Linked DNA regions of Homo sapiens: region 1 is linked to region 2. The links are chromatin loops, found by intact Hi-C in ENCODE. Cell type or tissue: endothelial cell of umbilical vein. All regions are shown on one strand. Each heading gives the region's core, and the rest is flanking DNA. Links, peaks and the distances in the headings are about the cores only.

What was found. Peaks named below come from ENCODE experiments on the same cell type or tissue, not always from the same donor. Only the 100,000 strongest peaks of a DNase experiment are listed, where the experiment ranks them.
Region 1: a loop joins it to region 2, with 3 times the contacts of the local background. A loop is called at or near these places in 2 of 110 quality-filtered maps.

Annotation. Positions count from the first base shown.
Region 1 is chr13:65,964,372-65,971,058 of GRCh38, forward strand. It overlaps MIR548X2 (microRNA 548x-2), which reads right to left and starts at 2,058; the gene lies at 1,959-2,058. In endothelial cell of umbilical vein, for the core only: a CTCF peak has its summit at 2,744; no DNase peak of the experiment used is centred there.
Region 2 is chr13:65,909,373-65,918,508 of GRCh38, forward strand. It overlaps LOC105370243 (a long non-coding RNA gene), which reads left to right. Exons shown (of 3, transcript XR_942033.2): 3 at 5,423-5,735. Among named protein-coding and RNA genes, the nearest start is that of LINC01052, 48 kb to the left of the region's middle. RefSeq lists an enhancer at 3,703-4,902. In endothelial cell of umbilical vein, for the core only: no CTCF peak of the experiment used is centred there; DNase peaks (open chromatin) are centred at 3,369, 4,039 and 5,529; H3K27ac peaks cover 3,857 bases.

The DNA of each region.
Region 1 (6,687 bases), core at 1-5,000, 53 kb after region 2:
GGTATTTATACATAATCTACATTGTCTTTTAAAGTTTTAAATTTTGCCTATAAAATTTAGGTGGTTTATCTACCAGGAAATGAGTTATTTTAACTTTATCAACATTTTGTAGTTTTCATTGATACGTAAAAAATGTGCATGTTTTCTGGGTACATGTGATAATTCGATACATTCACATAACCAAATCAGGATAATTTGATATCATCTTAAATATTTATTTTTTCTTTGTGCTAGAGACATTTGAATTATTCTTTTTTAGTTATTTTGAAATGTTCAGTCGATGATGAATCAGTCATTGATTAATCATCCTCCTTATCTGTCAAACACCATGTCTTATTTCTTCTGTTTAACTGTATGTCTGCTTTAATTGTGTGAAGTACTTGTTCATTTTCCCCCTAAGGATAGACATTTTTTGAAATGTCAAAACTCTCATTATTTCCCCCAAGGATATAATACCACTTCCATCATGCCTAAGTTTCCATGCCCAAGTGTGCCTGGTTCTGTACTGTGTAGTGTAATCCACATGTCAATCTATGTGTCACTGTATCAATACCACAGTGTCTTAGTCACTGTAGCTGTGTAGTGAGTTTTGATAACTGGTGAGGAAAAGGCCCCTCTCTACCCCATTGACCTTCACATTTTCACATTTAATATTAAATTCAGATTTTCGTCTTTAAAAAATGTGATTTTAATTGAGATTATATTTAAACTGCATATCTTTTTAGATGAATAAAAAACTTTGACATATTGACATCTTCAATTTTGGAATATAATATACTTCATTTACTTAGATACTATTTATAACTTTAATTATTAGTATATTTTCAGGATTTATGTCTTATGATATGATAGTATTGATGTATATTTCTTTTTAATTTATTAACAAGGTTTCTTTTAATTCTTATTCTGTCTCATTTGTGTTTTTCTTCATTTGCATATTTTTAAATCATGAATGGCTATTGAATTCTATCTAACTCTTACTTCACCAAGTAGGATTATTTAAAAATTTTGTTTATCTTCTAATCATCTTTTAATCTTTTAATGTTATTAATTGCTTGATAATTTTTTCTAATGTTGCCCTATCTGTATTCTTGAAATGAATGCAGTAGATGAAATTGAGGTCATCACTTTTGTAGACATTGCTTGCTAAATGTGGTAGTCATTAGTGCTACTCACTGATATTTGTTTCTTCTCTTCTTTCTTCCCTAACTTTAATTAGGCATAGCCAATTCATGGTGAATGGAAGACCTGTGTGTCACTTCTGGGCTGCAATATTTAATTACAAGTCTGAACTGTCCAGAACGATCTTCCTCCTTCCAAAGAGATCTTGGAAGCACATGTTGCAATAGAGCTTGTGAGCTTCTAGTTCACTGAATGACTCATTGAATAGAGTTCTTTCGACAACCAGAAAATGGGCATAAGGGAAAATAAACTTTTTTTTTCTGTTAAACATATGAGATTTGGGAGCTTTTTATACCACAGCATTACCTGACCTATCTAAGTGATAGAGTGAGAGTCAATAAGAATCAATATTCATAAATCAGACTCGCCTATAATTTTCATTTGTCAAACTATCCTTTTCTAGTGTCAGATAACGTTGCACTGTTTTCATAGAATAATATACATTTTCATATCTTTGGATGAATTTTATGATCTTGGAATGATGTACTCCTTTTACATCTGCTAAATCTCAAGTGTAAATTTTTTTTTTTTTAGTTTGTGGGAAGATTTTAGCAAATGTTCATGTTGAAGGCTTTTTCTAACTTTCCTAAGTTCTTTGAAGAGATAATGCTAGTATTTCATATAAAGAAGATATGTAGAAAAGCGATTTGAGAATGGAGATAAAAAGAATCAAATGTTTACTCATGCTGAGAAATGGCAGATCCTTGGGCTGCAGAAAGAGAGGATGGGATTTGTTCGTTGTTCTCTGACCTTACCTTAGGAAATTTGTAAGACCTCACACAAATATTAGGTTGGCACGAAAGTAATTGCAGTTTTTACCATTACTTTTAATGGCAAAAGCCACAATTACTTTTGTGCCAACCTAATATTTGGCATCTATGGGGTTTACCACTGAAGCATGACATCTTCTAAAAGATTATCATTCTCAAAGCAAAGAAAAAGAAAACCAGATGCATAGGATCTGAAACAGTCATGCTGGCTTGTACCTTGTGTATTCCAGTGGCAATCAATGTGCGCCCACACTGAAGGATCAGGGGGATTTCCTAAAGCAAATTGTTCTAATTCTCTGTAGGATTCTAGAAACTTGACATAATTTAGAAAAACTTTTTGATTACAATAGAAATATAATTTTCCATAATTTCTGTGGGTTTACTATCAGATACAAATAAAGATTGATTTAAATAAATAAAAAATGTGATATTTGCACACATTAATTTCTAATTGACATACTTACATTTAGATTTTTATTTTAACAGAAATAATGTAAACAAACTCCTGGGAATTGCTCTTCAACTTTGTTCTTGAATAAATACATAAGTCAAATTCTTAGAAGAGAGGCAGACATATCAGGCTTCACACTGCTTAGTGGCTTGTAGCATCTCTTGATATCAATATAGAAATAATACAAAAGCCTTTGAAATTTTTAGTATTCAACAATGAAAAGCCTGAGTTCTCCAGGAAAAAAAAAGAATCTGTCCCAGAGCAGTTGTTGAAGAGGCCAGATGAGGGAGCCTGTACAGAGAGTCATTTCCCATTGAGGGAAACTTTGATGAAATGGAGGGAGGAGATGAGAAGCAAATGGAGGATAAATTCTCTCTTAGAACGCCCCCTGGGTGAACTGTGTGGAGATGCAGGAGTTCATACAGCTTTTCTCATGATGTCTAGCAAGACCGAAAAATCAGATGTGCTTCTTAAGAAGTACATAACTAAAATGGAAATAAAAGTGGAGTGGTTGTTAAGTCAATTCTCTCATGACAATTTACGCAACTTCCTCTATTTTCTATTTTCTTACATCCATATGATCTGCTTTCTCTCATGGCTCTCATTTTAGAAACACCTCTTGGCAGTGTGCAATGACATTTTTGCTTGTTTTGAAACAACCAAAAACTCAGGTTGCTTAACTCCCTATCTCATCTAGTTCCTTAAATTATTCAGTCTTGTAGAACTTGGCAAAGGAAAAATGAGAAAATGGTCCTGCTCAGTAGAAATCTGTTGATTTCTATCCACTGAAATCCATTAGTCTTTGAAGTTAACTCTTTCTTAATGTGTCCTTATGTTACAGTAAGTATGGTGATTCCATTTATGGATAGATACACATTATTTTGTTTCCAGAAATATTTTAGAAAAATAATGTACACTTCAATCTATATTGGCAACCAATAATCCATGGTATTTTGTCGTCCGCTTTCAGAGACCTTGCAATATTTGAGATTTGTTTTCTACTAAATTTAATTTCTTACTAATATAGACCTTCTGTGTTAGACTCCTATCTGATTTCATATATGAGTTTGAAACATTATCACATGACTGAATCAACTTTGTGAGCAAATTATTCCAAAAAAACAAATATTTACTCATATTAATCACCTTCTCAAAAAATTTTGATAGTTTCATATCAGAGAAAAATTTCCTATAAACCAAAGTAAACTCAGTGTCCAAGACCCCCTAACATCAGGTTCCAACTAATCTTTCAAGACTTACTTCATCAAACTCCATTAGAAAAACAGTCTGGTCTTACAGCTTTTTCAAAAACTAGCAATTTAGTTTAATTAATTCCCATTTATGAATTTTTTGTTGCTTATATTTTAAGGTCTTGGTCATGATTATTATTATTATTATTTTTTGCCTAGACAAATGTCCCAAAGAGTTTTTCTAGGCTTTCTTCTAGTATTTTAGTCATTTTAGGTCCTGCATGTGTTTAATCCATCTTGAGTGAATTTTTGTATGGTAAGAAATAGGGGATCAGTTTGATGTTTCTGCATATAGCAAGCAATCCAATTTTTCCGAACACCATTTATTGAAAAGGGTGTCCCTTCCCCAGTGTATGAGTTTGTCAACTTTGTCAAAGATCAGTTGGCTTCTGTACAGCAAAAGAAATAACCAATAGTGAACAGACAACCTGCAGCATAGGAGAAAATATTTGCAAATTATGCATCCTACATGGATTAATATTTAGAATTTACAAGGAATTCACACAAAGCAATAAATAAATAAATAATTCCATTAAAAATAGTCAAAGGACAGGAATACACATTTTTCAGCAGAAGACGTACAAATGACCAAGAGACATATGAAAAAAAACTTAGTGTAACAAATCATCAGACAAATGCAAATTAAAAGCACAATGAGATACCGTATTATACCAGTCAGAATAGTTATCACAAAAAAGACAGAAAATAACAAATGTTGATGAGGATGCACAGAAAAGGGAACATTTATACACTCTTACTGAGACTGTAAACTAGTACCACTTCTATGGAAAATAATATAGAGGATCCTCAGAGAACTAAAACTAGAACTACCATTTGATCCAGCAATCCCATTACTGAGTATCTACCCAAAGGAAAATAAATCATGATAGCAAAAGATACCCTCACTTGTATGTTTATGGCAGCACTATTCACAAAAGAAAAGATATGGAATCAACCTAACTGTCCATTAGCAGAAGATCAGATGAAGAAAATGTAGTATAGGTACACTATGGAATACTACTCAGATATTAAAAAAATGAAATCATGTCTTTTGCAGCAACATGAGTGGGACTGGACGTCATTATTTTATGCGAAACAACTCAGAAATGGGCAAATACCACATGCTCTCACTTATAAGTTGGAGCCAAATAATGTGTACACGTAGGCATAGAATGTGAAATGATAGATAATTGAAACTTGGAAGGGCGGCGAGGATGGGAGAGGATGAGTGATGAGAAATTACCTAATGGGTACAATGTACAGTATTTGAGTGGTGTATGCACTAAAAGCCATAACTTCACCACTATGCAATATATTCATGTTACAAAATTATACTTGCACCCCTTAAATTTATACAAATGAAAAACAAGAAACCCTAGACATTTTAGATAAACATTTTGTGACATTTAAATACAGTGAATTGAAGCTCTCTTATCTTTTTCATAATATACCTCTTTCTTTAAAATTTTACTAAAAGCTAAACTAGTGTTAACTTTCCTTTTTAATTCCACTCATGCCAAAATATTTTTAAACTATTTAAACATGAAGGAATCTTTACAGTATTATTCATAATTATAAGTAACTCTTAAATAAATTATTTACCAGCCCTAAACCAGAGCCAATAGGAAATGAGATTGTGGAAGAAACTTAAATGACCAGAAAAGATAGACAAAATATACTGAGAGTAAAAAGGAGCAGGTTATCAATAAGTATATACTGTATAATTCTATATTTGCATAAAGTAAATTCACAAAGGTTATCATCTGCAATTTATATTTTCATGTAATGAGAAAAATGTTAATAGAAACCTCCCTAAAAGAAAATAATTTTATGTCATACTAAGAGAGAAACATTATAATAATTATTAGTTTTTTGGGGAGGGGTAGAGGGATGCTGTGGTCCATGCCTGTCTCTAAGACATTCATTCATTAATCTGCTCTTTGCCTAGTTCTGAATGAAAGGCAGAAAATATGGTGATGCACTATGCAGATATATGTCGGCCTGTTAATAAAAACTGAGCAATAAATAATTATCTTTTTTCCTAAAAATAACTTTAATTTTTCATGCATGTTTAATAATGTTTGTTTCTAGAAGTAACATGTAATAAAAAGATATATTTAATATCTTTAAATGGACAGGCATGAAAATATCATCTGTTCTATCCTTCACTTTCCAAGCTAGACTCAATGAAAAATGTTAGATGAAAAATAAACACTCAGAAATATTTCCATGTCAATATTTTTGGCAAAAATATTAGGTCATTTTGCATGAATACTTACTGGAAATATACATAATTCTGTGGGAAAAAATGATGATTTTTGTGTTTATGGTTCATACCTCAAGAACATAGTTATTCAATTAAGCTTGCCTACTCAAACAATATAACAGGTTTACTAGACATTTTTTAATAAGTAAAAGTATTTGATGTCTTTATTATCTGCTCCAGATATGAAGATCAAATCCACACTCAACAACACACAATTTGAGCTCAGAGTCTTTATTGTAATTGGAAAATACATGGCCTGCTTGCCAAAAACTAAGGAGTCTCTGACTATGTGATGTAATTTAATGAGTGTTTAATCCCAGATTTTACTACTGAAGAGCATCAAATCCCTTCATTAGTATAAATTTATTGTGAGCTGCAGTCTTAGTTTTCTTATTTTTATTTTCCCAGTTCTTGCATACTACTTGTCATGTAGCACTTAGCCTATACAGATTTGTTGATAGACTTCTCCTTAAGTGTTTTTAATGTGCACATGCATTTCAACTAGATTTGGTCATTATTGGCTAGATGATTAATACTTGCACACTAATATACCCTCCCTAGCCAAGGGTACTAAAAAAAAAAAAGGGTAGCTAATTGTTCATGAAAATTAGAAGATACACAGAAAGGAAATTTCTAGGAGGTTGTATGTTGGCGGGCAGGGAGTAAAACTAAGCAAAGCAGAAAAGACTGAGAACAAAATGAGCAGCTTTGATGAAGCAGGAAGATACCGAGTTTCTGAGTTGAAGAAGGGGAGTAAAATGAAAATTA
Region 2 (9,136 bases), core at 1,737-6,736:
TCAGAGTTCAGGGGCTGGCTATGATTGGGGTGGCAGGCTGGTCCTTGGGTCACTGGCTGAACTCTTAGGTAGGGGCAGGCAGAATGCTTAGATGGAGGGAATATCACAGGCCTTCAATGGTTGGGTTGCAGGGAAATGTTCAGTCAGGTTCGGTGTGACTGTGCTATGGGTCTTTCAGTGGGAAGGGCAGGACCCTTCAGCTGGAACAATGGAGACTGGCAGCTGTGGGGCACATGGCATCCTCATGCTTCTCTCCCATCCAAGTGATGCTGAACTTTCCTGGTGGGGACATGAAAAAATGCCAAGCATCATCTGTTTACTCTGGGAGTTTTGCCCCAGAGGAATGCAGAGCTGCCAGTGCTGGCAGAGTTCAGGTGAGGGCAGGGCCATTGTGCTGGAAGTCCAAACCAGTGAACCTTGCCTGGCTAGAAACAGCAGGGGTGGGGGTGGGGGCTGGTGGCTGGGGGTAGTTGCAAGGCCTACAATCTGGGGGGCTCCTAGGGGAATGCAGAGCTATGCCCACTGGCAATGTTCAGGCAGCGAGATCAGTGCACTGGAAGCCTGAGCCGAGCCTTGCCTGAGGAGGAGTGAGACAGTCTGGCTGCTCCTTGGCACTGTAGTTGCAGCCTCTATTTGGATCATGACATTTGGGTGCTCAGAAATCCAAAGCCTGTGAGGCTCCAAGTGGGCCTGAGTGGGGTCTCTGCAAAAACCCTAGTTGGCTCTCTGCATTGGTCTTGAGGCTGGGGAGTATGTGTGTTGGAATGGTCAGGGGGGTTCTCCTATGCCCAGGATTACAAAGGTCTGTAGTGGAAGTGTGGATTTACTGGGGATTCTCAGTCACTTATCCTTTCCTCACGTCAGGGAGCTTCTCCCATTATTGCACTGGTCCCCTGTGGGTAGTTATCCAGCTTCACCCCTCTCTGTTCTCTGTGGAGTCCCTCACTTTCTTGGTGAATCCCAACATGGTATCAGAGACAACCACGAGAAGAGTGAGTATCTAGTCACCACTTTGTTTTCTCTCCATGCAAGACTGGTGCATTATAGCTGCTTCTTCTAGGCAGCCATCTTGAACCCAATCTCAAAATCCACAATTCTTTAAGTTTAAGAAGAAAACATGCCTAAATGGAGTAATCAATTTTCTCTTACTAATTTTCTGTATCATTTTGGATTATTCTCTTAAGTGGTCTTAGCATCAGATGCCTTGTTTATAAAAAATGTTAATTAGATTAAAGCAACTTTAAGTTGTCTAATAGTTTTATAAAACTGTGAATTTCTGTAGGTAATCTTTTGTAGATAAAATGATCCAAGTCCCAATCCTTCCATTAGGGTCTCCTAAGAAGAAAATGTGGTATAATTTTTATAAGAAGACTCCTGTTCATAGACCATAAACTGAATTATCAGGAGTATATATGATTGGGGTTCCAATCTCATTTATGCTTTGATTCCAAAAAATTAGCAACAAAAGACTGCATTGAGATTAGCAATCAGCCTATAAGGCCCAAACCTAAAATACCTGGTTTATAAAATGGTGCAATCCCATTACTGGGTATACACCCAAAGGATTATAAATCATTCTACTATAAAGACACATGTGTCTATTGCAGCACTATTTACAATAGCAAAGACTTGGAATCAACTGAAACTCCCATCAATGGTATAGTGGATAAAGAAAATGTGGCACATATATACCATGGAATACTATGCAGCCATAAAAAAGAATGAGTTCATGTCATTTTCAGAGACATAGATAAAGCTGGAAGCCATCATTCTCAGCAAACTAACATAAGAACAGAAAACCAAACATCATGTGTTTTCATTCATAAGTGGGAGTTGAATGATGAGAACACATAGACACAGGGAGGGGAACATGACACACACACCAGGGCCTGTCAGGGGATGGCAGCAAGGGTAGGGAGAGGATTAGGACAAATACCTAATGCATGCTGGGCTTAAAACCTAGGTGGTGGGTTTATAGGTGCAGCAAATCACCGTGGCACATGTATACCTATTTAATAAACCTGCATGCTCTGCACATGTATCCCAGAACTTAAAGTAAAATGAAAAAAGAAGAAAAAGAAAAGAAATGTCCAAGCTGAAAGGGACTAGGTCAGAGAAGAAATTTACTCAGCTGAATGAGAACTTATTCTGAACTTAGTCCAAGATTAAAGGATTTTTATGACAAATGTTCTTGAGAGTGAAATGATGTGGAATCCCTCAACTTATCTGGAATATTCTTCCAATAAACCCAAGTCAGTTACTCAGAGAGGAAGAAACGTTGTAAAGCAAAGTTCTAGTGAGTTGAATCTGGAAAGAACATCAGAATACAAGGCCAATTTTAGTGCTCAACATTGGCTAAATAAGGTCACAGTGTCCACTAGTCTAGAGTAACCACTGGAGCACAGATGGGTCTAGAGCATGTCAACTTAGATTGGGGGAAGGAGAAAAGAGAAAGAGCACAATAAAAGAAAAGTTTATGGCCAAGAGGAGGCACAGAAACTTAGTGTCTGGGAAACATGCAATAAGACTCTCAGAAGAAATGAAAATAGAGCTACTAGGAAGATCATCGTGTTTGTATTGCACAATATTGAGTACTAGAAAAAAGGAATTTGGGAGCATTGTTTCATTGTAATAGCAAACCAGGAATATTAATAGGTGCTGTAGCATTAAGGACATTCTCTGGACTGGCATCAGACAAGTCTGCATTCTAACATTGGCTCCCTCACTTATGCCATCTGTGATCTCACTAACTCACCTTTCAGTTTCTTATTTGCAAAATACGGATATTGACAGCTAACATGACAGTTTTTTGTCATGATTAAGTGTGATAATATAACACAAAATAGGTACTCAATGATTGCTACTGCTGCTAATATCACTGCTGTCATTTCTTTCAGTTAAATGGGAAGTAAAGCAACCAAAGTTCCCAAGTTTTAATCAAGTAAAACATATTTCAGAGGACATTAAGTTTTTAAATGCCACAAAATTTCTCCATCTTCTATTCAGGAAGCTCCTCTTAAAGAATTTCCTTTCACCACATCAATATTTACCTTAAGTTTTTAGATCAATGAAAATATCAACTAGGTACATGCACATTTGCTAGGATGAGTGACAATTATTTCATTGATTCTTTTATTCCTTACCCTCTAAATTAATAATTGGGGATGTAGGTAAACTACAGCAAGTATGGGCCAATTTACCAAATTTTATTGCCTTGCTGACAAAGTCCTTCAAAAAGCATCTACAAATAACGTGGATTCAGAAAAAAGAATAACATGTGGTAGCCAAAACTACTCAATCTACAATAAGACAGATGCAGTTGAAAAACAGGAAGACCTTGCCACTGGTCAAAAAATCAGCGTTTAGTTTTAGTTCCTATGTGTTCTACTGAATTTTTCTCATGTAAGCTTGATTTCAAGTATGACTATATAATATATTTAGATTGAAACTAAAATGACTGATTATTAAAAGCGTTACCTTTGATTAAAAAATCAAAATCACATTTTAAATAGACTTACATCTTTAAAGTAAAAAAATATGTAACCACAGTGAAAGTTTGTAGAAGTTAGGACACAGATGGAGAAAAGCAAGAGGTCATATTCCAATGTATCTTTCTACCTGTGTTCTGTGTCCCTAAGTCTGAGATTAATATCTTCTTTGCTCCTTACTAAACCTTGTGAAGTAGTGCTTTGATGACCGCTTTATACCTGCAGAAATTCAGGCTCAGAGTTCAGGTGCATGTCAAAGGTAAATTAGCTCATAATTAGTTGAGGTAGCATCTCAACTTCAGTTTACCAAACCTCAGAGCTGATGCTGTTTCCACTATTCATTATGCCTCTATGTGCAAAGAGTAAGGAAGGTTATATTTTCAAAACCCTGAGGGGGCAATATATTATTTAAAAACAAAAATTTCATTTGTCTTAAGAATCCATTTACTGGCAAAGTTCATTCTTATGATCTAAGCTTTAGACTTTAGGAAATACATTCAGCATGAGTAATGTTCCTTTTCGCTTTTGAGTCATATCCCCAATGCCCTTCCTCTTGGCCTCCTTTTCAGCCACGAAAATTCCTATTCATCTTTCAAGTGGTGTCTAATATTGCTTCCTCTGTGAAGCCTTATTTATTCAAACTTTATATTTTCCCAACTACACAAAATATTGGATGCTTATTCTGTGGCCCTGGAACACAGGACATTTGTTTATGACAGTATTTCTCAATTCACTGTACTTATTTGTTAATACATCAGTTTTCTGTGACCGCTGCAGATAAGAGAGGCTGTGATCTCTGCAAGGACAAGGTTGTCGGTTTATTCATGTCTCTTTTTCTTTAGTGACTACCAAAGTGAATAGTATATAGTCGGCCAGGTGCATTGGCTCAGGCCTGTAATCTCAGCACTTTGTGAGGCTGAAGCAGGTGGATAGCATGAGCTCAGGAGTTTGAGACCAGCCCAAGAAACACTGCAAAACCCCATCTCTACAAAAAAATACAAAAAAAATAGCCAGGTGTGATGGTGTGCATCTGTGATCCCAGCTACTCAGGAGGCTGAGGCAGGAGGATTGCTTGAGCATGAGATGCAGAGGTTGCAATGAGCCAAGATCACGCCACTGCACTCCAATCTGAATCAAAGAGTAAGATCCTGTGTGATGGTTAATACTGAGTGTCAACTTGATTGGATTGAGGGATACAAAGTATTAATCCTGGGTGTGTCTGTGTGGGTTTTGCCAAAAGAGATTAACATTTGAGTCAGTGGGCTGGGGAAGGCAGATCCACCCTTAATCTAGTTTGCACTGTCTAATCAGCTTCCAGTGAATATAAAGCAGGCAGAAAATGAAAAGGAGAGATGGGACTAGCCTCCCAGCCTACATCTTTCTCCACGCTGGATGCTCCCTCCCCTTGAATCTCGGACTCCAAGTTCTTCAGTTTTGGGACTTGGATAGGCCCTCCTTGCTCCTCAGCTTGCAGACAGCCTATTGTGGGACCTTGTGATTGTGTAATTTAATACTTAATAAATTTAATATATATACATATCTTATTAATTCTGTGCCTCTAAGAGAACCCTGACTAATACACCCTGTTTAAAAAATAATAATAAAAATAGTACATAGTGTCTGATGACTAAATGAATTGTTTCTTGTTACATATTCTGATTATAAGAAATAAAATATTTAACTATTCAATTCACGTGCCCAGAGATGGAAGCCAAAAACAAATTTGAAGTGAGTTGTACTGTTTTCTCCTTTCCAGCTTCCTCACAAGTGAGAAGTCCCTAATAGAGACTTTGTACTGAATCTGAGTAAAAATAATTTCAGTTCTGAATAATCACTTTCCTGAAATTGATCTTTTACTTTTTTTCCTCTAATATTTGCAAAAAGAATGGAGAGTACCAACTTATTAAGAATATCTAATTACTTTTATTTTTCAGGCACTGAAAATGCTTGGATATCATACAGATAGTTTCATTATCTTCTTTTTAGAGGCACTCTGAATGTGAATTGCATCTGAGTCAGTCTATCCTTCCAGGAATTGAATTAGTTTTCCTCACACTCTCAGAGGAGGCAATGCATAACACAAGTTACATGTCAGGAGCATTCCCCAGAGATGATGATTTTGATTCAACATCCTACTGTTTCAAAAATATAGCAATATAATTTTAATATGCTATTGGGCATATATTCTGGTGGCAGTTTACCACTTCGAAAGGGATCAGATTAAAATGTCTTTATTAGAGGTCAAAATCAGCTACAGAAATTTATTCTAACCAAATAAATAATCTTATTTAGACTTTTATGTATGAAATTTATTACATTGGATCATTCTTGATAAAACTGCCTCACAGTAAGTACACAAGATAAAAATAAATACATAAATACACAAATGAATGAATCTTCTCTGCGCCCTTCCTATTCAAAGATGACATTACTGTCAGTGATTGCTATTTGTGTGTGTGGGTGAAGAGGAAAAGACCAATCTGTAACCTCCAGTCCCTTCCACACTGTGCACACATGGAGATTGTTCTTTGATTTGCAGCTGCTATTTGCAGAGCTTGTCACTGTTTGCAATTCTGTTACTTGGTATCACCTTAGGCCAGAATCCTCCAGCCTGAAAACCCCTCAGTTCCTGATTGCAATAAGCCTGTCTGCTCTCAAGATAGACTCTCATGAGAAATCACTGGAAAGTCTTTTCAGTACATATTTTTATGTTGCCTTCTTCTGTCCCTTTTCACCTACTATCCTATGGTTGCTGGAACAGGTTGTTCTCAGTAATTTTAACACTCATCTAGGATATTTTTTTTTCCTTCAAGTCATGGTCCTTCCATATTGGTGTCCTCATTGCACTGTTATGAGATAAATCATTTGTTTATATTAAAAACAAGAAATTGTTAAGGATGACACACCCTGTCCTGGCCTGAAGTTATTTGTTTGTTTGTTGTTTAAACAACATTCATCAAGGGACTCCGATAAAATGGTCCATAAAAGGGTGGGGGGCGGGGTGCATAATATGCATTGTGTTTCCAGGTTACATTCATTCAGTAACATTATTAAAGTTTATATTATTTTCAAGACACTTTGATAAATGCTGGGCCTATGAAAAGGTACAAGGAATAGCCCCCTTCCTAATTTACTGACATCCTACTAGAGAAGAAAAACCTATAACAAAAGACTATCAAAACCATGGGATAATATTGTATAAATTAAGGGAGTTGAGTGAGTAACTTTTCTGGTAGAATCCAGATGACTTTAAGAAGCACACGTTAAGACTGCCAACAAATGGTGCGAATGTCTGTCAATATCTGTAGAATGTGCAACATGAGCCCTAATGCAAACTATGGAGATGATAATGGTATGCCAATATAGGTATATAGATTATAACAAATGTACAACTCTGGTGTGAATACTGATGGTCATGGAGGCTGTACGTCTGTTGGGGCAGGAATATCTGAGAAATCTCTTTACCTTCCACTCAACTTTTGCTATGAACCTAAAACTGTTCTAAGACAAAAAGACTGCCAACAAAAAAAACACACACACAGTAAAGGCACTTTAGGCTTAAAGAAAAACAGAAATGAATGCAAAATGCAAACAAAAGTGCTAGCATATTAGGGGAATAATAAACAGTATAACCATTTAAAATAATATATATTAATTCTACTTTCTACCAGTTAGTTTAATTTATCATTTGAGGCTTTGCTATCATTTTACTACCTACTTTGGGTTTACTTGAATTAGTTTTTATTTTCTAATTGAATTTTATGCAACTGGAGAATATGAAAACTAAGTCCTAGAAACCTGTATAATTTTGGCAAGTGTGAATTATTGAAACTGTTTGGCTATATATAATTTTTCTCTCTTAGCTCATTATGTGGCAATATGTTAATTTTGTTATGTTTTGTCTCATTATTTTCTAAAACTGCCCAAATGCAAAACACAAACTAAACACAAATTAACTGTAAAATAATCAAATGTAAGACTAACTTAGGTACCTAGAAATAGTGCAAAATATAAAAGCTAAAGTTTAAAACAAATAAGGAGTAAGTCCTAACACAAGAGAAGAGATGAAATAATAAATTTATATTAAAAATAAAATTCCCAAGTGTTGTTTTGATTTAAAAGGCATTTTGAAAAGTTATCTTCTTTCTGCCAAGAACTTCAAAAAGGCTAACATTTAAAAAGACAGCCAAATAATCTAAAAGCCAGTGTATGGGAATATGGTCCCTACTACCATGAGTAAGCCTATTACACAAGTCCACTTCTATCTATTCATTTCACCCATGTATTGTGTGCCAGATTGAAGAAACAAACAAACAAACAAACAAACATTTCTTTGGTCCTGGATATTGTTTTTAAATTGCATTATTTACATTTCTTAGAGTTCAATAGACTTTACCCAAGGTCCACATAAAAAAAATGTGGATATTGAGCAATTCTAGTACCCTACCTCTCTTTGACCAACACAGCTCTGATCTTTTCTCTCATGTGTTTGGATTTGTATGTGAGGTGCTGTTTAACAATAGCAAGACAAAAAATGAAATAATAACTTGGAGAATGAGTGGAAAAAATATCAGGAAGGAAAGGAAAGAAAACTGCTAGGGGAGTAGAAAGGAAAAAAAGGAAAATGAAGGAAAAAGAGAAGAGGATAAGAAAAGAAAAAAAATACCCTATGAAAGCATAACACATCTAACATGCATTCATTTTCCTAGATAGAATCCTGGGGTATGTTAGTGATTGTGCTTCATATAGCCACTGAGCCCTTTACTTGCTCTATCTTGTTGATTATTTTCAGTAACTATTATTATTATTTATTATTTTATCCTACCTACCCAATGGTGTTACGGAAGACAAATCCTCCAGCACAAAGCTTTGGTTTGACATTGTTATGAAGGCCAGTAAAGAGACAGCAATACCACAGGCGGGCTTCAGGGACCAAGTATTGTTTATAACACTTGTAGCTGCCTTGCTTGCGCTCTTCGGATATCACAGACAGTCTGGGGAAGCAGTCCTGGCAGCACACATTTGCCTGCCAAGAAGCCCAGGAGGTAATGATTAAAGGCTCTTATAAATCTCTCTCTGAAATGCCTGAAGGCCTTAGTGGTCTGTAAAAGCAATATTGGTAAAGAACCAAGTATCAATGTTGCTGGCAGCAATACAATTTTAATGTCATTTTTAATATTTAGATTTATGACCAGACTCCTAAAATAGCAAACTAGCAAAATCATGAATTTCAATATGAGTTAAAAAGTATTATGAAGTTCATTCATTCCATCCCTTCATGTTTTATTTATTAATTTACAAGGTGATGAAGATGTAGTTATGAGTTGAAGACAAGCACTCTCTTCCTTTTACAGCATATGATTTGGTGAGAAAGACAGACAAGATGACAGAGAGACATATATTGGTACAGTCATAAGTGTTCAAAAACACAGAATCTGAACAGGGAGATCTAATTCTTCCTGGAGAAGGAGTGGTGTATAGGGAAAGCTGTTGGGAGTGACATTTAACCTGTGACCTAAAGGATGCATGGGAGTTAGATGATATAATAGGGCATAGGGATAAGCGTTATAATTAGAGGAAAGTATATACACAAAGGTTTTGCATAATGACTGAGCTTTTGAGGGAGCTGAAAGAAAGTGAGTAAACAT